2 separate regions of the Homo sapiens genome follow, and region 2 is linked to region 1. The links are chromatin loops, found by intact Hi-C in ENCODE. Cell type or tissue: PC-3. All regions are shown on one strand. Links, peaks and the distances in the headings refer to the core of each region. The heading gives the core; the rest is flanking DNA. Region 1 overlaps IL1RAPL2 (interleukin 1 receptor accessory protein like 2). Region 2 has its middle 84 kb from the start of IL1RAPL2.

Region 1 (8,000 bases), core at 1-8,000:
TCCAGGTTTGGTTTCCTACTATAGTAACCTTGGCTCTGTCTCATGACCAGAGATCACACCCTAGCCACATATAAAGGCCATAAGGGGAACTGAAAGACTATGTGTATACTTTAGGTATCCTCATTCATCAACAAGTGATCATGTACTTGTCATAATCATGGCATGTTAACTGGAAAAAAAACAAAAAAGTAGAGGAGGAGCTGAAAAACTATATTCTGGTTATGATGGACCAATGGGGTTACATTAACACACTATATTTAATACATTTATTTAACATTTGGAGAGGTGCAGGGCAAAGGGGGTTTGCATCTATTCCATGCCTTAGCATTTTACTTCCACAACCTATGGTCTTAACTTCTGTTGCTAACTTAGTTATCACTATTCAAAATGTAAGAAAGAGAACTTGTTTGCTGATACCTCAGGGATCATAAGATTGTGGATTCTGACTAGTAATTCTCAATATGAAATAAAATTAATAGAGGACAAAATGGAGTAAAATTAACGGAGGCAAAATCTTAGTTGAGTATCCTGTTGTGTTACAAAGCTCATTGGACCATGGTCTGGAAGCCCGTATACTATTCTTGATGGTATTAATTTTTATTGTTTCTCAAATTTATTTTTAAAGCCTTGATGTCCTTTGAACAAGATAGCCTATGGAGCTCCTCTGTGGTCCCTAAGCCACCTTTACAAAACTTTAGGGATTTAATGAATATGGTTTGAAAAGAACCAAACTACTGGAAAGAAGCTCAATGGCCATCCATAGGAAAATTCATAGATGATAATCTCTTCATAAGAGGACGAACATTAAGAATTAACTAGATCTACGTATGTAACATGAATATGTTTCAAGCATGACATTTAATGAAAAAATAAGTTACAAAGGATACACAGCATAGGATACTACATTAGACAACTCTTATGCTACACTTCAGGTCCTCTTGGCCTCACAAGACTCTGGGGACTCTTGGGCACTTTTTCTTTCTTTTTTTTTTTTTTTTTTAAGATGGTGTTTCGCTGTTGTCGCCCAGGCTGGAGTGCAATGGCGTGATCTCGGCTCACTGCAACCTCTGCCTACTGGGTTCAAGCGATTCTCCTGCCTCAGCCTCTCAAGTAGCTGGGATTACAGGCATGTGCGACCACACCTGGCTAATTTTGTATTTTTAGTAGAGACAGGGTTTCACCATGTTGGTCAGGCTGGTCTCAAACTCCTGACCTCAGGTGATCTGCCTGCCTTGGCCTCCCAAAGTGCTGGGATTACAGGTGTAAGCCACCACGCCTGGCTTTTTTTTTTTTTTCTTTTTTCTGAGACAGAGTCTCTTACTCTGTCGCCCAGGCTAGAGTGCAGTGGTGCGATCTTGGCTCACTGCAACCTCCCCCTCCTGGGTTCAAGTGATTCTCCTGCCCTTAGCCTCCCGAGTAGCTGGGATCACAGACATCTGCAACCACACCCACTTTTTTTTTTTTTTTTTTGTATTTTTAGTAGAGATGGGGTTTCATTGTGTTGGCCAGGCTGGTCTCAAACTCCTGACCTCAAGCGATCCACCTTCCTCGACCTCCCAATGTGCTGGGATTACAGATGTGAGCCACTGCGCCCAGCCCAGGTGCTTTTTCTGCCCAAGCCAATTTTGTAGGGACTAATTCTGTTTGGGCTCAGACTGACTTTACAAGGGTACAATCTTGCTTCATGTCTGTTTTGTGTGACTTGTATGTCCTGCATGGAGGCCTCTCTATTGCCACTGAGGCATAAGAGGCCATTGGACTGGCTCAGCACCCTTGTCTACACAACTCAGAAGTGTGAGGGATGTAATGCTCCATGGGGAGACTCTGACCAATGGAGACTATTGCTGGCAGATCATTTCTTCTCCTCCTCTTCCCCAATATTTACTTTACTGAGTTATAGTAGTAAATACAGTCTCGAAGCAACTGGTCCCTAGAAATCAAGCAATCAATTGTGCTTGATACCAAGCAATGGCCAACTCAGGATCATACTTTCCTATTAACACTTTTTCCCCTGATTCACCTTTTCTTTCCCCTTACTTCTACAACACTGGGATTACACTACCAAATAGTAGTAGCAACACATAAGATTTTGCCTCAGGCTGTGCTTTTTTTAATGTCCCCTCTAATAAATCTCATGTTGAATTATGATCCCCAGTGTTAGAGGTGGGGCCTGGTGGGAGGTGATCATGTCATAGGGGCAGATCCTGTATCACTTGGTGATGTCCTTGTGATACTGAGTGAGTTATCGTGAGATATGGTTATTTAAAAGTGTGTGGCCCCTCCCCTCCCCTCCCCTCTCTTGCTCCTGCTTTCATCATGTGACGTGCCTGCTTCTGCTTGGCCTTCCACCATGAGTAAAAGCTCCCAAAGGCCTCCCTAGATGCCTAGCAGATGCCAGTGCCATGCTTGTACACCCTGCGGAACCATGAGCCAATTAAAACTCTTTTCTTTAAAAATTACCCAGTCTTAGGTATTCCTTTATAGCAATGTAAGAATGGCCTAACATGCTAGATTAAGACAGAGTCCATTTACATACATTTTAAAAACACTAAAAAAGGAGAGATTAAAGATGCTGATTAGATACAGCTGGGAGGTGCCTTTTCTGTGGAAAAGAACCAAAATATTGAGTATACCTGCACACTCTGACCAGATCTTTTGAGACAAAACACTGAAATTCAATAGAGAAGTGACAGAAGACACCCTGGTTGAAGAGGGATGAAGTGAGGCTGCCTGCTTGGTATTGTGAGATACCAGGACTGGCCCCCAGACCGGTGCCATTCCCAAGGAAGTGTTGAGGGAAGAAACCCCGGGACACCATATTCCCACTGTGGATCTCTGAGTTCCTAGCTACAGGAATTCCTCCAGACTCCTTCAGACCTTTGGACTGGCAGAGGGAGCTGCCTGGAGATAACACAGACACATTGCTTGAACCCTAGTAGAGCCCAAAAGTCTTCAGTGTGCTAGGCAGCGACAGCAAAAGCTGACTCTGAGCTCCCCCACCCCCACCCCAGAGCTTTGCATCCTGCCCTAAGTTGTTACAGGTCCTGCTGTCTGCTAGGCTTGGAGAGAACAGGGCCAGGGAATGCTCACATGCCCAAGACAGGTCCCACTGCCATTGCCATGGGGCTGAGGTACAGCCAAAGCATGAAATCCCACATCTGCTAAACCCTCCTAAGACTGCCGGTCTGGCCATTCCCACAGGGGAGGGGCCAACAACATAGCCTCCATTGTCCCGCCTAGGTGGTTTGTTGATGGCCTAGGTGCAGTTCACCCCCCTGTCACATGTGGTCCTTGACCTTGAGGGGCCAGTGAACAAATCCGCTGGCCTTGTCCCAGTTTCCCAGGACTTGAGCACACCATCCAGGTGGATGAAAATGAGATTCGTAGCCTGATCTCTAGCAGGGGAGGAGCCCTCACTGTCAGAATAAGAGAAGAGCACAGCTCGGGTTCATGTAATGGCATGGGAACTCCCTTCAGGAGACCGGGCCAGGAAGGGTGTGGCCTGATAGCCATGGTTTCTGCCTCAGGGAGTATCATGAATGCCTGGAATGGCTTGGCAATCTGGGTACAGATTGCTTGGGACTAGTCTAGTCAGTTGGGCCTGTTGCCAGCATTGAATACTGGAGGGAGATCTCCCAAGTCCAGGGTGCAGCAGCTGGGTGGGGTCCCATGGCTGCCTGCTGGGCTGATAACCCCTGGCATCCTTCTTACCCTGAGCGTGCTCTGTGGCACAGGAGAGGCGCCGCCACCCCCCACTGGAGGGTTGTCCCAGTAGCCCGAGAGCAGCCCCTAGACCCCTGCGAAGGTAAGTGTTTACGACTGCCTTGGAGAGCCTGGCTGTGGGCTTGCCCAACCCAGCCCTGCCCAGTTTTGCCCCCTCCAGCCACCTTGGTGGTAGAGTGTGGAGCAGGACCCCTGGGAGCCCCATACCCTGCCCATTTCAGGAACACCCTAGTACTTCCCCCATCAACAAAGGCCAAGTAAAAAGTCCACTGCCATCAGCGCAAATGCTGTCCTCGGCAATCGCCATCTACTGGCTGGGACAGCAAACTGCATGACCCATCACAACTGCAAATATCACTGTACAGTGCTCAGCTGGTTCTTGCCTGCTATCGCCACCTACTGGCCACTAGGGTGAACTGCGTAATCTAATGTAATCGCTGCTGAAAGAAGCACACAGTGCTGGGAAATGAGATAAGCTTCCCAAGGCCTCCACCTCTCCATCTCTGTTGGTGTGGCACAGCACACCACTACAACAACCTACAAACAACTAGCATCTTAGAAAACCACTACAGTAAGGCTATCTATAATCAATGAATTAATACAGAGTGTTGGTGCCCTAAAAGCACAAAGAAGCAAAGCCGAAGGACTCTACCCAACATACACAACAGTAACACACTCAAGCGGGGAAGAAAAAAATCCCACCGAAATGAAAGTAAGTTTAAAAATAGAAAGTGACAGCTTCTACACATGAAAAGGGACCAGTACAAGAACTCCAGCAACATGAAAAAACATAACGTTTTGACACCCCTAAAGGACCACACTAGCTATCTAGCAATGGATCCTAACCAAAATGAAAACTTGGAAATGCCAGATAAAGAATTCAAGGTATGGATTTTAAGGAAGCTCAGTGAAATACAAAGGAAAGTGGAGAACCAACACAAAGAAATCAGAAAAATAATTGAGGAGATAAAAGATTAGATACATATATTTAAAGAAAACAAACAGAACTTCTGAAAATGAAAAACTCACTGAAGAAATTTTAAAACACAGTTGGAGGCTCTAACAATAGACTAAACCAAGCAGAAGAAAGAATTTCAAGCTTGAAGCCCAGTCTTTTGAATTAACCCAGTCAAAAACAAAGGAAAAAGAATTTTTAAAAATGAACAAAGCCTTCGAGAAAAGTATGATTATGTAAAGTGACCAAACCTACAACTTATAGGCATTCCTGAAGTAGAAGAAGAAAATAATAAGAAGTTTGGAAAACGTATTTTAGGGAATAATTCAGGAAAAATTCCCTGATCTTCCTAGAGATGCAAACACCCAGATTTAAGAAATTCATAGAACACCTGACAGACACTATACAAGAGAAACATTGCCAAGGCATATAGTCAACAGACTATCCAACATCAATGTGAAAGAACAAATCTTAAAAGCAGCTAAAGAGAAATACAAATCACCTATAAAGGAAATCCCATCAGACTAACAGTGGACTTATCAGCAGAAACCTTACAAGCCAGAAGCGATCAGGGGCCTATTATTAGCCTCCTTAAATGAAAAATATGCCAGATAAGAATTTTAAATCCTGCCAAACTAAGGTTCATAAATGAAGGAGAAAGTATTTTCCAGACAAGCAAATGCTAAGGGAATTTGTCACCACTAGACTGGTCCTACAAGAAATGCTCAAAGGTGTGATAAACATGGAAACAAAAGGATGATACTTACCGTCATAAAAGCACATGTAAGTAGAAAGCTCACAGATCCTATAAAGCAGTTACACAGTTGAGACTTAAGGTAACTAGGAAACAAAACCATGACAGGTACAAAACTTCGCATGTCAATATTAACTTTGAACATAAATGGCCTAAATGTACCAATTAAAAGATATAGACGGGCAAGTTGGATTTAAAAAAAAAAATAAGATCCAACCACCTGCTACCTATAAGAGACCCACCAAATGTCTAAAGACACCTACATGCTCAAAGTAAAGAGATGGAAAAAATATATATTATGCAAATGGAAAACAAATGAGAGAAGGGGTAGCCATTCTTATATCTGATTAAAACACACTATAACAATAGTAAAAAAAAAAAAGACAAAGAAGGGCATTAAATAATGATAAAGGGTTCAATACAGCAAGAAGATGTAAGTATCCTAAAAATATGTGCACCCAACACTAGAGTATCGAGACTCACAAAACTAATACTACTAGACCCAAAGAAAAAACACTGATAACAATACAATAATAGTGGGAGACTTGAACATTCCAGTGACAACACAAGACAAGCCATCAAGGTAGTTGGTTTTCTGCCTTGATGACCTGTCTAGCATTGTCAGGAAAGTCAACAAAGAAACTCTGGACTTAAACTGGACTCTTGACCAAATGGACCTAACAGACATTTACAGAACATTCTACCCAACAACTGCAGGATATACATTTTTCTCACCTGTGCATGGAACACTCTCGAAAATTGACCATATGCTTGGCCATAAAGTAAGTCTCAATAAATCAAAAACATTGCAACCATATCAAGTATCATCTTGGACAACAGTAGAATAAAATTAGAAATTATTACCAAGCATAACTCTCAAAGCTACACAAGTACATGGAAACTAAATAATTTGCTTCTGAATAACTTTTGGGTAAACAACAAATGAAGGGAGAAATAAAAAATTTTGGGAAATGAATAAAAATCGAAACAAAACATACCAAATCTCTGGAATACAATAAAAACAGTGCTAAGAGGAAAGTTTATAGTATTAAATGCCTACGTCAAAAAGGTAGAAAGATCTCAAATTAAGAACCTAATGTCACACTTCAAGGAACTAGAAAAGCAGGAACAAACCAAACCCAAAGCTAGCAGAAGCAAATAAATAACAAAGATCAGAGCAGAACTAAATGAGATTGAGACCAATTAAATGATACAAGGAATCAACAAAATTAAAAGTTGGTTTTTTAAAAGAAAAAACAAAATTGATCCACCACTAGCTAGTTTAACCAAGATTCAAACAAGCACAATCAGAAATGATAAAGGTGACATTTAATGTTAAAGGTGTAGTTCTGATATCACAGAACTACAAGGAATCATCAGATATCACTATGAATATCTCTATGTGCACAAACTAGAAAACCTAGAGGAAATCAATAAATTCCTGAAAAAAAGACAACCCTCCAAGAATGAACCAGTGAGAAATAAAAATCCTAAACATACCAATGAGTAATGAAATTGAATCAGTAATAAAATGTCTCCCACCAAAAAAAAAAAAAAAAAGCCCAGGACCAGATAGATTCACAGCCAAATTCTACCAAATATACAGGTAAGAGTCAGTACCATCTCTACTGAAACTATTCCAAAAAAATCGAGGAGGGAATCCTTCCCAACTCATTCTATGAGGCCAGCATCATTCTGATACCAAGACCTGGCAGAGACACACACAAGAAAACTTTAGGCCAATATCCTTAATGAACATCAATGCAAAAATCCTTAATGAAATACCAGCAAACCAAATCCAGCAACACATCAAAAAAGCTAATCCACCACGATCAACTAGGCTTTATCCCTGGAATGCAATGTTGGTTCAACATATGAAATCAATAAATGTGATTCATCACATAAACAGAACTAAAGACAAAAATCACATGATTATCTCAATAGGTGCAAAAAAGTCTTTCAATAAAATTCAACATCCTTTCATGTTAAAAACTCTCAATAAACTAGGTATTGAAGGAACATACCTTAATATAACAGCAACCTATGACAAACCCATAGCCAACATCCTACTGAATGGGCAAAAGCTGGAAACATTCCCCTTGAAAATCAGCACAAGGCAAGGATGCCCTCTGTCACCACTCCTATTCAGCATAATATTGACATTCGTGGCCAGAGAAATCAGGCAGCAGAAAGAAATAAAGAGCATGCAAATAGGAAGAAAGGAAGTCAAACTATCCCTTTTTGCAGATAACATGATTCTGTATCTAGAAAAATAGCTTCAGCCCAAAAACTCCTTTAGCTGATAAATAACTTCAGCAGTTTCGAGATACAAAATCAAAGTACAAAAATCACTAGCATTCCTATACACCAACAACAGCAAAGCTGAGGGTGATCATTATCAATCCTCTGAAAACAAATGAGCAACAAATATTTTCTGGCAGTGTACTTAGCTCCATCAAAGGAGTGCTGGGTGAAATAAAAATGTTATGCTCTGGTCACTACCCTGATAGAAATCTTTAGAATCCTGTTAGAAAATCATTTCCAATGTCTGAAGCAAACCTGCAAACA
Region 2 (17,556 bases), core at 5,124-13,123, 440 kb before region 1:
TTTATCTGTTCTGTCTTTCATTCCCTGAAGGATTTGCTGGATGTTAGAGTAATCGAGCTGCAGTAACAGTAAAACCCCTACATCTCAGTGGCTTGACAGAGTAGTTGATTTTTCATGCATAGAAATTCCAAACTGGGTGGTTCTGATTGGTTGGAGGCACCCCCTCTAGGGACTCATGCTACTTTCATGCTACTTTCATCTTATGACTCTATCATCTTCAATTTGTCTATCACAAGGTTGCCATAATTTTCTGAATCAGCTCCAGAAGAAGAAAGGGCACAGAGAACCATGTGTGAGGTTTTTTATGAGCCTGGACTGGAAGTGTAGCCTGTGCTCACAGTCCATGGCCACATCTGATGGCAAGGAAGAATGGGAAATATACTCTAGCTCTATGTCTAAGATGGAGAGGAAATGGGCTTGATGGAGAGCTAATCAGTTTCTGCCATTCTTGGTGACAGAGCAAATCTGATAAACAAGTTTGCAAGTAAGGCATTAGTGGCTTGCCCCCTCCTTTGGTATTTTGATTTCAAGAGCTGCTTTCTGGAAAAAAGATATATTGTCTGAAAACTGGTTGGTGTAGTAAATGGGGGATCACTTTTATTTCTTTGGCTTTTTTAGTTACATGTCAAATCTGTGCAAATGTCTCCAAATACCTGATATGATAGAATATACATTTGTTGTCATAGAGTGTTCTCTTTCTCGGTCTCTCTTGCTGTCTTGCTCTTTTGCTCACCCCAACCCTCCTCTCCTTCTCTCTCTCTGTCTCTCTCCCTCTCTCTATCTCTCTCTCTCTCTGTGTGTGTGTGTGATGATTGAAAAAAGTAATATGTTTTTCTTGGGGCATTTTCTTCCTGAATTCAATTGGGATTTCTGGTGAGGAATGCTGTGATCATGATTCCAGTATTTTTGCCATTGAAACAGTTATTTGAATGTTCAATCATCAAATTATTAATCCATTCTAATAAGCAATTGGTGGCTTAAGTTGTCTCTAAAGCCAAGAGTCTTCTAATATTTTACATTCACTAAGCAATATGAAAATTAAATAAGTAATCTAGTGAATTCACATTTTTATATGATGAGTTAGGATCAAGCACATTTGAAAAATGTAAGCCAACAATTTAGCCACAGGATTTTATATAAGAATCTGTTCTATTTTTCTTGGGTAATAATGCAAAATTAACAAATATATATGTTTTTTCTTTGCTTCTATGAGAACCTTAATAAAAGTTAAATACCTTTATAAGCTTTATTCAGGTCTTTATTTTCAACCAGTCAGTTAATTTCCTTTAAATGGAATTTTATTTCACTACCCAGAAACTGGCTCTAACCTTTAAACTATCCTTGCTGTGGGCTAAAAACATTTCTTGTCCTGTATCAGTGTCACAATGTAGAGATGCAGTGATGACTATTACCAAGTCACTTTAGGATTAAAAGAAGTTCTTAAAGCAATTGGAGACACATTTTTAGGAGCAAATACTGTAATAATTCCATTGTTGAGCTGGTAAAATTTTAAGAGCCTGACTCACAAAAGTCATTAAGGATAATTTCAAAACTGTTATCCCATCTTTGATAAAGGCATTTTATATATTCCCAATTAAGAACCTTCATGGTGTGTCAGTTGTATTCTCTTATCTGGCTTTCCCCCGCTTTCCACATATTAAAGTCTAGGCTATGTCAAATTTCATCCTGTCGTGCTAAATGTGGTCTCAGTGCCCTTGAAGATTTACTTTCTCTGAAACTCTGGGTTAAGCCTTTTCGAGATACAGTGCCCAAATCCTTTTCTCTTTCATCTCGCCCCTCCACACAAACTCCACTCCCAACTCCACCCATTACCTGATATCTGAAACTTAAATTTTTTTCAGGCAGTAACATCTCTCCCATTGTCCTGCATTGTAGGAAGTTTGTAATATCAATTTTCTAATTTCTATGCACAGATTACATGAAACCTGTGCTTTCAGGAAGCTTATGTTCACTGATAGAAAACGTCATGGCCAAATAGACCTACTAAAAATGACTCCTTGGAATTTTTCAATGTGAAATCCCTCCACTGATATCAATGATGTGTCTGTTAGCAGTTATAGTGTAGTCGTTATGTGGTCCCTGAAGTCAAACAAGTCTGTGTTCAAATCCAGCTCAGCCAGTTCTCAGCTGCATGACTTTGGCAAGTTATCTAATTTCTGGATTCTCAGTTTCCTCTTTTGGAAAGAATGATGATAGTACCTACTCATGGGTTGTTGAATGGATGAAATTAGAAAATAGACCATTAGACAATGTAAATTATATAATGTAAATTAGCACTGCCTGAAACTAAATAAACATCCTATAAATGTAAGCTGTCATATTTGCAAGTGGTACTTGTGTAATCCCTGATTATACTGGCCCCTGACCAGGAGATTAAACAGATTTGCCAATGTTAAAGAGCCAAACATTCTTTCCTTCCCCTCTGTCATCCCCCCACCCACACTCCCCATTCAGACAAGTTCAGGGGACAACAACATATTGCCTCATAGCAATCATCATTCTGTGATTTTAGAATGGGCAGGGAATAACAGGGTAATATCTGGAAATTTCCCAATGTTCTGTTGCCAAAGGAATGGATTTATTCTTCCTTCTAAGGAGCTGATGTGGGCCCAACTGCATGCCAGGACCAGGGCCTCCAGGCTTGGTTTGGGATTTACAAGGTTTTGTTGCCAGAGTGAGAAGATATGGGAGTCTTAAACTTATTGAATGCTCAAAATTAAAACCAGAGAAGGCTGGGCTCATATTTTAAGTACTAAGGTTGAGAGCAGAACCAGAAACAGGAGATGAAAGCAAAGTCTCACAGGCAGGCAGAATTTGTTTGGAGCAAGGGAGCAGGGTAGCAGGACAACAGGAGCAAGAATAGTGGAAAATTGAGAGAGGAGTGGAGCTGAACACTGGAAATATGGCCAGAGTACCTGCGGCTTATTTTTATGAGCTCATGACCACATAGTGCATGGGTTAGTGACCTAGTCTAACTGTGTATGGTTGGTTACACAGCATTTGCTCAATTTTGCCGCAACTCTGCCCCTGCAAAAGGTCTTCCTCATTGTGTTAACAAAGGTTTTATATATATATATATATATATATATATATATATATATATATATATATGTATGTATGTATGTATATATAAGCACAAGGGTTTAGTTGAAGGGAAGGTGGTATGGCTTTTGTGAGTGACATCAAAACTCTCATAGGTTAGGGATGTCCTCCTGCTTACTAGATTCTATCAATGTCCTGTATTGGTCCTACAGTTTTGTGAATGAATTATATTTAAGCTATGTATACATTATCTTCTTGAAGGGAAGAAATTCTTTGCGCTCATTAATTGTGGTGCAGAGTAGTTCATCTTTTTGCTTCTCTTCACCTTTTTGTGAATGTGATTTTTAAGTTGTTGTTGGGCTAGGGGAGACAAATTCTAGTCTTGCTAGAAACAAATGATTTAGTTCTTATTTCTTCTAACTTCACCATTCATGATTTTCTGGGCTCTCATCATATCCTTTCTGAGTCTTTACCTTTTCAGTTTGAAAGATCATCTTTATCTAGTGCATTTTACTTAGCAGCTATCTGTTCTATTGTTCAATCCACAATAAATTAGCTATATATTTTGAGCTCCTATTATGTGCCCAGTGTGGCATTAGACACTGTGGGGAAATAATAGGAGATAAAAATCATTTTCTCAGCCTACAGAAAGGATAAGATTTTATTGAAGATTACTTGGAGATGGAAAAAATTTAGAGAAAGATTGTAATCTTGCATAATCAAGACCAGAGACTGCAAGCCTTCTAGGTCAGTGATCTCATACATGAGTGTGCTTTAGAATCACCTGAGATCTCTGAATTACTGAACTCCATAGGTCCCAGTTTTTCAGGTTGTGGGTGGTGCCTGGGACTATGCGTTTTATCAAGCTCTCTAACTGATTCTGCTGCTGGGGATCTCTAAACTATCCTTTGGGAAGCAGAAGGCTAAAAATATCTGTGAAAATTGAGAGGCACATAATGTATGTGATTGACTAGGAAAGGTATGATTGGAGCATGGAAGGGTGGGAAGAACTTGGAGAAGAAGTAGTTGGAGGAAATTCATGAAGTGCTACTGGAAGTGAGAATGAGAATTGGATATGTTGCAGAGATGAGCTAATTGTTCACCAACTCCGTTTTCTTTTCTTCCTAGTAACACAGTCTATATTTCCTCATCTCCACAGTGAAGTTTGGCTGTTTGGGTTCTGGCCAATGGAATATGGACAGAAGTTTTGTCACATTTACGCCAAAATTATGGGTGGACGTCTCATAACATCCCCCAACTGTTTCTCTTCTCCCATCTGCTTGCTAGATGTTGATGCTCAGAGTGACCTTGGAATCATTGTGGTGAAACTGACGGCCTCCACTGGCATGTGTGCCTGAATGACTGTGACTCCCTCTGACCAAAAGAAATATCCATATTGGGTTTCATATGAGTAAGACTTCTATTGTGTTAAGCTATTGAGATTTCAGGGTTTTTCTGTGAGAGCTTCTACTATAATCTTAACATTCAAGGGACCAGGCTATACATATATTCAATCTTGTAGATAAATATCATCATGAATCATAGCAACATTTTCAAGATGCTTTGTATGTATTTCTGTGTAACCTTTAACTGACAAGACTCCTAGCTGGACATTCCTTTACCCCTAAATCCCTTTGCTGACAAGTGGAGGGAATGAAAACATAATTGTTTTTTACTAAAAAACAGAGAATTATTTTCAGTGGGACAGGTGTCAGCTGGCTTTGTGCAGTTCATAGTTCATCTTGCTTGGGTGCACCTTCTCATATTCTGCCATCTGCTTTTCAGTGATGGATACAGCAAAAGAATTGCTAACCTGCAGCTGCCTTGTGATCTGGAACCATCCTACTGTTGGATACTTTTGATGATGTGATCTGGATGCCATTGTCTTACCTCAAAGTTTTCTCCTGACCTGAAGGATCTCTCCCTGGCCTGACAGGTGCCTACTATTTCTATTATTGGGGGAACCATTTGGGGACCACAATATTATCTCAAAAAAGTTTCCTGTAAAAATACAATACATTACAAGAGATAGAATAACCCATTAACCATTAACATAAATGAACTTGTGTTACTATTGTGTAAAAAATGGGACAATGATAGAATGGCATTCCAGGTGGAAAAAAGCTGAGCCAAAGGGGCGCTGTCTGCTTTAGTGGATCATCCTGGTAGAGAGGAAAGGATTCCTTAGAATGTTTGGGGCCAAGTGAAACTCCTGGCAACTTGGGAAAGTGCACTGTGAACCCCACCTTGAGGAATCTTAGAAGGGGTGTACTCTACAGAGCACCAGAAATGGTAGAGAGTTGTGGGAACTAAAGGAATAACATTTAGAATGGCAGAGAAAATAATGGAGACTGGAAAAGGAATAATGGAAAACAGGAGCAAGGATTTCAAAAGTGAGATGTCAGCAGATCAAACCACATCCCTGGAGAGAATCACTGAGAGGAATAACAGAAGAATAGGCCAAGCCACGTTACTGGGAGAATAAACGCATATTTTTGGCTCCTTTCTATGAAACCCTTACTTGTCTCAATAAACCTGTTTTCTTTTCACACATATGTTATGCAAATATTAATGTTATGCATTGATTATCTTTTTAGTATCTGTGTTGAGCCTGTTGAAGTCATCCTGCACCCAGCTGGGCTGCTGCTAAAGCTCATACCATTAGCTTCACAGAGAAAAACATGGAGGTTCCTAGATAAGCAATTCAGATACATCCATCACATCCTTTCAATGAATATCTGACTACAAGAGCTATCACATGTAGTCAGAGATAAAAGTACATTCCCTGATTAATGCCTGTCAATCACCATGAAATTTCTGCTGACCTTTCTCTTCTTTCTAGATTTCCTTCAGTTAACTCATGGCCACCAGTTTTGGACAGTACTGGCAACTCAGAGTCATGTTTACTGAGCCTCACAAATAAATGGATTGTGTTTCATTTTCTGTCTTCAAGGCTAATTATTAGTATTATTGTTGTTGTTTATATATATTATTTAATAAAAAAGAATAGATATTACCACAATAAGAGAATGCCAATCTAATTCTGTTTATTCATTATTAGTAACCATGATCTGTAGGATACTATCATTCTTAACAGGCACATCTTCCCAGTTTTGAGTTAAGCAGAAAGTTACCCCAAAAGTTCATCTGTTTCCTGGAGACTGAAACCAGTTTAAGTGGCCAGGAGCCCTGAAGACCTGTCTTTTGTCTTTACCTTAAGATCTACTGTTTTCTTCTTTGAGTACTTCTTCTGTAGTCTTTGAGTACTTTATTGACACTTTTCCATTAGCTTCACTCAAGCAATTGAAATATTGCACCTGGATTAGCACAAAGGATAAACCTGTAGTTTATCCTCCATATTTTTTGCCAGGATAAAAAACATTCTTGCTTGTCAGGGGTATCCAAGCAATATTCTCCTGCATGGATACTTATTACTAGCCTGTAAGAAAAAGGTTATAGAAATTCCTCTTTGGGGAGAATGCCATGAAGACTTTTTCTTCCCACCTAGTAAATTTCATGCAGATGCACCTCTCTGGGTACTGTAGCTGCAATTCCCTTTGGAAGTTCACCTGGCATAAATGCACCATATAGAGAAATTCCCATTGTGGTAATGCATTGCAAATATATCCCCCTTGAAACAAATATAGAATGTTTTCCTATTGTGTAAGAGTACTTGAAGCAGTATGAAGAATTGGAATTTGATTTGCACGGTCCTGGTCTTTTAGTCACTGTGGGCACCTTCATAACATAATTGGGGAATAGGATAAACATTCTTGTTGGACTCAAAGCCTGTTATAGGAAGCTATGTTTGGGAGACTAGGATTTGACCTGTGGTATGTCTAAAACTGAGTACTATTACCTTGCCTATCAGTACCCAGGAATTCAGATGTCAGACAGTCATGGCATCTGAGCAGATGTACTGGTGTCCAGGGCCTCTGAGGTGATTTTCCAGCTGGTAGCCAGGTTGACACCTACCCACCATTGCTTAAAAGAGCTATGCCATAAAATTCTACCCCAGTGACCCCAAAGCTCAGAGGCTTCCCCGAACTCAGCATTCACTACATAGTTATTGCTATGTCACCAGTGTTGCCTCCTTATTTTGCTTTGCTATGTTGTTCACAGCTTAAGTCATTGTAAGCTTCCAGCCCTTTCATATAGATTTATTGATATGGACAGAACAACCACTGAAATGTTCACCATTGAACAAAGACCCTTAACTATAGTTACAGTCTGATGAACTAAACTGACTTGAACCAAGGACCAGAAATGATCTCTTTAATATAGAATATGCCTTGACAAAATCAAATCAACACTGGAAATATTAGAACCTTAGCCCCTGCAATAATAATACCTAGCATGTATTGAGCTCTTACTATATGCTAGTCATTGGTATGAACAAATATGCATTACTTGTAATCCTCACCACAATACAATGAAGTGTTACTATTATTTCCTTCAGGTTATAGATGAAACAACTGGTGCACAGAGAGGTGAAGTCTCTTGCTCAAGTTCGCATGGCTGGTAAAATGGCAGAGCTACGATACCAATACCTTGTGAGTCTGGCTCTGACATCAAAGCTCTTAACCACTACCTATACTACCTTTCTGCTGCTGTCAGTCAGGAAAGTAAAACTAGTGTTCTATATTAGAATTTTTGACTAATACTTCATTTTATCTGTATGGAAATATGCCTGGTTTCAGAAATTCTTCACCCAGTTTAGAAACAGTGATAGGTACTACCACTGACTTGCTGTGTCACCTTTGCAGTTCATTTGACTTCCCAAGCCCTCATTTCCAATCTAAAAGTGTGGTGAATAACATTTGTCCCCCCCACCTGCCTGTGTTGTGAGACAATGTGAAGTCAGTGTTTTTGAAAGTAGTTCTTCATTTAAAACTGGTTTCTGTTAAATTTCTCTGCCTGAGGGTTAGGGAGTCTCAAATACTAGGCAGCAGTGAAGGTAAAATACAGCATAGGTTCCAAGTTAAAAGAAAGGGAAGATTAATACCAAGTTCAGGCTAGGGAAGGGAGGAAGGAAGCTGACCTCCACACAGACCAAGGGGACCTAACAAACTAGAAAACACACTGGCAGGTCAGGGTCAGAGGAACAAAGAGAAAAGGTAGGTTTGAGCATCAGCTGGCTCTTTGCTTGTTAATCTTAGTGATTTGCTTTTTCCTGACAAAAGAGCATCCTTTGAAGGGAGAAGGAATGGGGTGGAAATCAGAGTGCTTCATGCATGAGGTTTTGTAAAATGCAATCTGTAGCACATATACAGCTACAGACACTGAGAGGAGCTCACATTCTAGGACAGTACACACATAAGATCACTCCTTCATGCCAGAATTTTCCAGCTGAGAAAATAGTCATGTCATTTGGCTGCTGTGGGAAAGGTCTAGAGTCACCCAGGGCCTCAGAGGAGTACCATGGAATTAGAGGAATGAATTACATTAAAAATATTCTGAGCTTGGCGTGGTGGCATGTGCATATGGTCCCAGCTAGTTGGGAAGCTTAGGCAGGAGGACTGCGTGAGACCAGGAATTCCAGTCCAGCCTAGGCAATATAGCAAGACTCCATCTCTAGAAAGAAAAGATATTTTGTCCTACAGAAAATCACATTACATCCAAACATTGTTCTTAAAATACTAAAAGGCTCAATATTCATTCCTAGAGTAGAAAAAAAAAAAGCTATTAGACTTCCTGGAGCATTTGATATCCATTATGTTCATAGTTTAATAACAGTAACAAAACAACAATAATAACAATACCCATTCATTTTATGGCTATAATATCATGGGGATATGCTGGATGCTTTATACATATTATTTCTAACTCGCAATAATCTTATGAGGTCAGAACTCTTATTATCCTCATTTCCTTGGTCAGAAAACTGTCCCTGAAAGATTAGAGACTTGCCTCTTGTTACATAGCTAGTTACAAACCTTGTTAGAGGCTTTCTATCTAAAATAGGACTTCTCTTTTAGATTCCATCTCTCTACCTTGTTTTCTTTCCACTCACAGCCATTACCAGTAAATATCTGAAATTAATTTGTTTCCTTGTTTACTGTCTTTCTCCTAGGCTAAAATGGAAACGCCATGAGGGCAGAGGTTTTATTAAATTCATTAACTCAGTCTTAGAATAGTCCCAGGCATATAGTAGATGTGTGTTGTTCATAGCTGTTGAATGAATGACATAGTGGTGGAGGTGGAACTCAATCCCACATCTAAGCACCTCCAAAGCCCCTGATCTTTCGACTACTCCATGTTGCTTTCTCTCCATATATATATATATATATATATATATATATATGTATATACACACACACACACACACATATATATATATATATATAATATGGATTAAAAAATTGAAAGGCACAGCTTTCTGTTTTTACCCATGTTCAACTCCTCAGCAATGACACCAAGAGCAAATAATTGGCTGAGGATTTTTGACTTAATTTAACCTAAAAATACAAACCAAAACAAAGGCCAATTTTCCATAAGTAAAATTCCTCCAAGAAGGAAACAAGGACAAAATAAATAAAAAGATAAAGAATTAACTGTAAGTTGCAGCATGGGAAATTTGATCTCTTTGCGAATTTTGTTATTATTATTGTTATTGTGATTTGTGTGTGGGTGGGATGGGAATTTGTTTTTCATTCTTATCAGTAGGTGGCAGCAATTTTCTTAGGCTGAGATGAGCTTAACGGTTAAAAGGGAACTAGCAAACTTTGTCCAGATGATGATAGATAAAGATTTTTTTTTTAAAGCTGAAGTTCATAAGTTCACCTTTCTTGGAATATGGTTAACTTCTAATTGAAATATAAATTGAATAACACCATCTGTTGAACATAACATCAGTGCAGGAGAATTTCTAACAACTGTATCTGACTCTGGTAACCATTTTGGAGAGTCTAATATGACTTACACAGTTGTATCATAATCATATGTAACATAAATGTGATTTATTGATCATTCATGGTCTGCTTTTGTAACCTCCAATCTCTGCCCCCATCTTGTAAGAAATTACTTAGAACTGATTCACCTCATAGGTGTGACCAAGCAGGAACATTCTTCCCTGGTGGGTTTTTTCTCTTTTTGTGGAGAGTGCCCAGAGGATGTAGGGACAGATATGCTTAGGTCTATGTGGATTGGGATTGAATCCTATTATGGCATGCTTCCACAATACAGCCCTTGCATAACTGGCTTTAGCACAGGTGGTCACCGGTTGCTCATTTACTTGTCTGTCTTCTTCACTGGTTTGAGAAAATGAATCATGTCTTGATTTTCTAGTACTCAGCACAAAACTTAGGATGTAGTAGGTGCTCAATAAATATTTGTTCCTTGGATTTTTTTTTTTTTTTTAGACATGTTCTCACTCTGTCACCCAGGCTGGTGTGCAGTGGCATGATCAAAGCTCACTGCAATCTCGAATTCCTGGGAGATATGATTTGGCTCTGTGTCCCCACCCAAATCTCTTGTTGTAGCTCCCATAATTCCCACATGTTGTGGGAGGGACGCACATGTTGTGGGAGGGAGATCATTGAATCATGGGGGCAGGTCTTTCCTGTGTTGTCCTTGTGATAGTGAATGGGTCTCACAAGATCTGACGGTTTTAAAAGCGTGAATTTCTCTGCGCAATCTCTCTTTTTGCCTGCTGCCATCCCCATAAAGTGTGACTTGCTCCTCCTTGTCTTCTGCCATGATTGTGAGGCCTCCCCTGCCACATGGAACTGTGAGTCCAATTAAGCCTCTTTCTTTCGTAAATTGCCCAGTCTCAGGTATGTCTTTATCAGCAGCATGAAAATGGACTAATACACTGGGCTCAACTGACCCTCCCACCTCAGTATCCCAAGTAGCTAGGACTACAGGCATGTGCCACCATGCCCGGAAAATTTTTAAACAAATATTTGTAGACGCAGGTTCTTGGTATGTTTCCCAGGCTGGTCTCAAACTCCTGGCCTCAAGCTATCCTCCTGCCCTGACCTCCCAAAGTGCTGGGATCACCTTGCCTGGTCTGTTGCTTAGATTTTTGATGGTATTGTCCTGAAGCTTGCACAGTATATGGGAATCTTGTTGGACTTTATAAGTTCTGGTTGAGCATTTCTCATTCAGTGCTATTTGTGGGACATGACTAAAGAAAATGCCTAAATGTACATTCCCTGTGTATAAATCTGTGCAAGTATAAAGTTTTACTTGGTCAATTTGGTGCTTGTTTGTTGATCCCTTAGGCAAGCTTGTCCAACTGGTGGCCTGCAGGTCACATGTGGCCCAGGATGGCTTTGAATGTGGCCCAACACAAATTCATAAACTTTCTTAAACATTATGTGATTTTTTTTTCGATTTTTTAACTTCTTTTTTTTTTTTTTGCTCATCAGCTATTGTTAGTGTTAGTGTATTTTATGTGTGGCCCAAGCCAATTCTTCCTCCAAAGTGGTCCAGGGAAGCCAAAAGATTGGACAACCCCCCTTCCTTAGAGCCTTGAAGGACACATTGATATACTCACATTCTCCTCATCCTCATCTACTGAGATCAACTTTATGCTAGACTCTGGGATGCAAGTTTCTGCCTTTTAAGCTCTGGACTGCAAGATGTGTCCATGCAATCATGAGGAACAATACAACTTACCACAGATTCCAAGTGCTTGGTTAACAAGCATGAGCAGGAAGAACTCAGATAACATTATAAACTTTAGCCAAGAGGTTGTGCTAAAAGACATAAGTAGTCTGGTTATTTGAAGCCCCCTGGATAATTGAAATTTTTCATTTTTATTGGAATGTTTGCTCTTGTTGTTATAGTAGAAACATAGCCATGCTGTGCTAGATGCTGGATGTTCACCTCTCTTTTAACATATTCAGTGCATAAATTAGCCCCAAAGAGACTAAAAACCTAATGGTTGCTTTTTTTTTTAAGAGAAATTCTTTACTGAATCAGTTACATTTTCATATGCTAATAATCAGTGAAAGAACATACCATGAATAGCTTCATAAAGTGATTGAGATTTTAGTTTTCATAGTTAATTTTAGCCTAAGCTGGCTAAAAAGAAGTGAAAAGCTCCAAGATCAAAACCATGAGTTTGATGAAAAGCAATTGTTTTATTATTTATACAAACTACTTACAGAAGAATGATTTGAAAAGCAAATGGAACTGTATTTTCATGATAACAGTTATTCCCATTTTGTTTTCTTTAAAAAATTCTCATGTGTAACATAGAAATTTGCAAATAGAAGATAAAGAGTAAGAGTAATGCCATGTAGGGATTACAAAATATAAGTTGCGATAAGGGGCATCAAAATGATGATAAAACCAGATAAGTTCCATCAACTTTAAGTGAATACATTATCTTCTTTGAAAGGAAAAAATAACCTAGTGGTTTTCATTGCTATTTTCAAATAATACTTGGTGATGATTAAAGCCCACTGCATTTGCTATTGACTAGTGTTAAGGAATTGACTTTATGCCACTACCCCTACCCCTGGCCCTGGCCCTGACTTTCCTACTATTCTTACCCCCAGGGTCTTATCCAAGATGCATTGATTTCTGTATCAGTGATTTCTTTCGAATAGTTAACTCATTCATCAATCCTACAAGATTAACTACATCTCCAACTGCTATGGCCAATTTCTAAAGTTTATGGTCCATTTCATAAAGTCTTGTAAATCAGACCTTATTTCCTTTTAATTATGTGTCCCTGCAGAATCCATGTGCCAGCATTGCTTCAAATTTATATGTGAGGCCCAGAACCAGAAAATCTTATCATGGGATAATTGTTTCAAATCCTATTAAGGTCTTTTCTGTATTAAAATGGCTAAGGTTAAGAATAGCAAGTATGACAATCAACTCTGTTCTTTTTCATTTAAGATTTGGCACAAGACTCATTTATTCTTAGAAGACTTCTCTGAGAATCTACTCCTTCAAACACAACTACAACTACAACCCTCTCTGCACTCGCAGCCCACAGTAGCCGTGAATGTTACTTGCATTTCTTGGCATTTAAGTGTAGAGTTCTAACTTTAATGCTATGCTCTATATGCATGTATTTTGCATTACAGCTTGGTGGTTAATAGCTCTAACTCTGGAGTCAGACTGTTAGGGTTTGGTGCTAGCTCTGCTGTGTATTACTCGTATAATTTGAGGCAATTTACTTAACTTATTAATATCTTACTTTTCTTATCTATTACAGGGAGATGATAATAATAGCACCTCCCTTGTAGGAGTATAAGGTAGAAAACAGTTAAAATGTTTAAATGATAAGCACATACTTGGCCCATAGTATTACGTAAATGTTAGCTCTATTGTTATGCTTTTGAGTGTTTCTCATTTCTGAATTATTTTGGAGGCTATTTGAATGCAAGATGCATGTTTTCAATATTCATATACCCTCTCTATGCCCATAGTGTCATGCTTAGTGCCATGAATGTATATAGTGTTTCCCAAAATAATAAAAAATGAATAGATTGTTCTAGTGATTCCAGATGTATCTATATCATGAGCTCAATATACATCATACATTCAGAAAAATATAATAGTAAAAGCAAATTCAAGCAAATGTTCCTATTAAAGGAGGCAACGGATGACTAAGAATTGGTCATGCTACACCTGAGTTGAGAGCTGGGCATGAGGAGTGTTTTCGGAAGTCTTCCTTGAAGAAGACTCATTTCAGAGTTCAGAGAGGCTGAAAAATTTTGTCCTGAGAAACAATGATGGCAGTTGAAGGTAAAAACATACTTTGAGTGAGGTAGACATGCTAGCTGTCCTCTGAGGTAAATGAAGGATGAACTTTAATTTATGTTGCCCCAGTGTATAGAGCTAAGACAAATAGATCAAAATTACAGGATGGAATATTTGGGTTCAATATAAAGAAACACTTTCTAACCACCTAGGCTAAAGTGGAATGAGTGGCTTTGTAATTAGTTTGGCTGGTTTCACAGGCAGCCACTTTACATACACCCTGAATAGATATAAAACTGTCACTTCTGTGGTGGGGAGTTTTGAGTTGTTTTCAAGGCCAACACAGAGGCAAGATCAAATGCAGTGTCACACTGGAAGAGGTAAGAAGAGAGCTTATTTCTTCCTTTACTTCCCATTAATGAAATAAAGAAGGTGGACAAAGGTTGTTAGTGCTGTTGTACTTGTCCAGGTAACATGCTAGGAGAGCTCAAAGGAAGGAGAGTGTGATATTTGTCCTTGATGTAGATCATTCAGTATCTGTTGATCTTAAAAATCACATAGGTCACTGGTCACCAAATTTAGATTTTGCTAATTAGTAAAATTCCCTGTGCCCTAGCCAATGCATAGAGTTGCCCTCATTTTTTCTTGCCAAGTAAGGACATTAAAAAACCAAAACTCACCTACCATTGGCTTAAATTTTCATTTCATAGAATAATCAATATTTTATTTTATTTATTTATTTTTCTAGTTTTTTTCTTCAAGGTCTCAGTATGCTGCCCAGGCTGGTCTCAAATTCCTGGGGCTCAAGTGATCCTCCCCACTTAGCCTCCCAAGGCACCAGGATTACAGGCATGAGCCACCACACTTGGCCCATTATAAAAGAATCAATATTTTTTAAAAAAGGAAATGGAACATAATCCCACAATAAAAATATTGTATTTTTTAGAGTTATGAAAAATACACATTGTCCATATTCTGCTCATTTCACTTTGGTCTGGTCAAATATAATCCTTGGCATGTATTGGGAAGAGTTCTCATGCAAGCACCTGTGAAGTATTATTTAGGCTTTAGTGATACTGTGATTGTTTCATGTGAGATTCTTAACCCCCATCCCTTCCTGGCTCCTTTTAACCCTCTTATTATGGCATTGGTGCTTTAAACCTTAATTCCCCAAAGTAACATTTATCCCGTAGATCTCACTGAACTCCACTGGTAGATTGTCCGAACCTTATTTGGGTTTGACACCATCTGTAGGATCCTAACATAAACCTAGTATTTAGTTAGTAAGCCTGTGCTGGGGTGGTGTCTTCCAACTACTCTAAAGACCCATTAAATAATATGGTATAATATCACTATTTCAAAATGCCAAACATCTAGGAATTATAGATGCTAAAATAATGTAATCCATAAGGAATAAGGACTTTAGGAGTCTTTATTGTCTCCTAAAAGCCCTTTGAACCTGCCTGGCATAATAGACGAGGTCAAATTCTATTTTTTTTCTGTAATAGATAATATATTGAAGGAGCTCTTGGGTAAAAATGTTCTAAATATCTACCCTGACAAAAGAAGGACTCCTATCATTTTTAAAACTTTAATTCCATTTCAGAAACATTGATATGCAATTGCTTGCTACTGAACTGGAATTTGTCTACATGTGAAATCACTTTTTTGAAGCATGTTATCTGCTAATGGAATCGTAGAACATTTTCTGGAGAGGAAAAAAAAAAGACTAATCTTTTGGCTCCACAGCATAGATAGTAGATTACCATTTGGATTAATGGCTTCTGTATTATATTGTTTTATTTTTAAATGCTAAGGTTCTTATTTTAAAGTCACATTATTCAGAAGCTCTTCAGATGTGTTGACATCTCAGTTTTGAGTATAATGAATGTAGGGTTTTATGCCCTTGTGAAAATTCCATTCCTAGTAGGATTCCAAATGGGGATTTAAAAAAATTATCCACATGGTCTGAATGGCTAAAATCCAGCAAATATATCTAGAACATGACAATGCTGGGCGAGTCCTGCTGAGATCATTGCTTGAGGTACTGAGAACATTCCCAGACAAACCAATCCAACTGTGACTAATGAACAAGTTCCATTTATGATCTATAGCTTGAGAATGCTCCAGGAAGAATCTCCTCTTCTCTACCATTACCACCCCCACCACCTTATTCTAGGCTCTCACTTGCACTATTGCAAGGACCACTTACCTGGCTTCTTAAATTCTATTTTGTGCCCACCCAATTGCCACTCACAGTGATCTTAAAACTTAAATCATTTCCTGACTCCCTTGCATAAAATTCTTCTTAAATGGCTTCTCCTTTCACATAAGTAAAATAGAAACCCTCAGCTCTTGCTTGCAAGACCTTGCATGGTATGGTGCCTGCTTACGTCTACATTCATGCATGCGTTTGATCATTCAGTAAATACGTATTAAATCCTTAGCTTTTGTAAGGGGAGCAAAACAGCGAAAGATCTCTGCTCTAATGGATTTGACATTCTGGTTGAAAGAAGCAGAAAATTGATGAAACAAAAAGGTAAAATATATAGTGTATAGCAGGATTCAGTTACCTAGGACTTGAAAGATCAAGAGGAAAGTGAAGTCACCAGAACGAGGAGAGATTGAGGATTGTATGGAAAAGCTTCTGACAAACACTGGGACCTTAGACCACGGGACTCAGACAGCCCTAGATGGCCCTGTTGGGAGGGAGTTGGATGAATAAACACGGTGACTGTCTTTCCTATTTCAGATCTCCTCCTGGTCTTCTCTGCTAGCCAAACATAACAGGAAACTAGAAGGATGAAAGGAGCTTATTGATGTAGCCCAAATGATCAGTCTTGGAGAGAGGAACAGAGAACAGGATGAAGAAGGTTGGGGAGTGTGGAGGGCAAAAAGAAGGGATGCAGTATAAGGTTGTGATTTTAAGTGGGGTGATCAGGGAAGTCCTCGCTGAAAGCTTCATCTCAACAAAGTGTCCCTGTCACTCTCTTTTGTCTAAATGCACTGGCTTTCTTACATATACTCAGCTCTGCCTTGCTCCCACCTATCTGGGCTCAGGGCCTTTGCATATGTTGATACTCCTATCTGAAATGGTTCTTCCTTCCCTTCCCCTTTAATTAATTAACTTAATTGAGTTGGAGTTAGTTGCTTAATTAACTCCTGTTCCACAGATGGAAGCTCTGGTGTCCTTTCTTCAAGAAAGCCTTCCCTGAGACCTTAGCCTATTCAGATACCCGCTGTTCTGTGCTCCATCTTCTGTACTTCTCCTGCTGTGTGCCATCCATATTTATTTGACTAATTAATATTTGTCCTGCTCACTCGACCTTAAGGTACATAAAGACAGGGAATATGTCCGTGTTCTCCTTCACTATATTCACAGAGTTTGGAATGCAGTATGTAGTGAATAAATATTTAATTATTGAGTGATTGAAGATTAGTAAATAGGAAAAAGTCACACTGAGAGATCCCTTGTCCTAAACTCCTCATTACTTTATATCTATTGTCTTTTTTGTGACTATGTATCTTTGGGTTATCAGAGTTCTAAATCCTCCATGAAAACTATTTTGGACTTCTCTAGTTCACATTAATCTCTTCTTTTTCTGGACTCAAATTGAGGGTGTGTTCAGAATCTCACAGTTTAGCACCTAGAACTGATACCTTAAGATCTGTGCATTTTACTGCATATATCTCAATATAAATGGGACATATATCTCAATAAAAATGGGACATATATCTCAATATAAATGGGACAAAAACCTATACATGACAGTACACATATTGGAAAAACCACATTTTAAAAAGATTCATAGTAACATGTTAACATTC

Evidence for each region. Peaks named below come from ENCODE experiments on the same cell type or tissue, not always from the same donor. Only the 100,000 strongest peaks of a DNase experiment are listed, where the experiment ranks them.
Region 2: it touches region 1 in a loop (8-fold over the local background); 5 of 110 quality-filtered maps call a loop at or near these places.

The regions. Positions count from the first base shown.
Region 1 is chrX:104,918,243-104,926,242 of GRCh38, forward strand. The region is part of intron 2 of IL1RAPL2 (interleukin 1 receptor accessory protein like 2); the gene reads left to right. Among named protein-coding and RNA genes, the nearest start is that of TEX13A, 300 kb to the right of the region's middle. In PC-3, for the core only: a CTCF peak has its summit at 4,102 (motif pointing left); a DNase peak (open chromatin) is centred at 4,079.
Region 2 is chrX:104,473,234-104,490,789 of GRCh38, forward strand. No RefSeq gene overlaps it. Among named protein-coding and RNA genes, the nearest start is that of IL1RAPL2, 84 kb to the right of the region's middle. In PC-3, for the core only: a CTCF peak has its summit at 9,754 (motif pointing right); no DNase peak of the experiment used is centred there.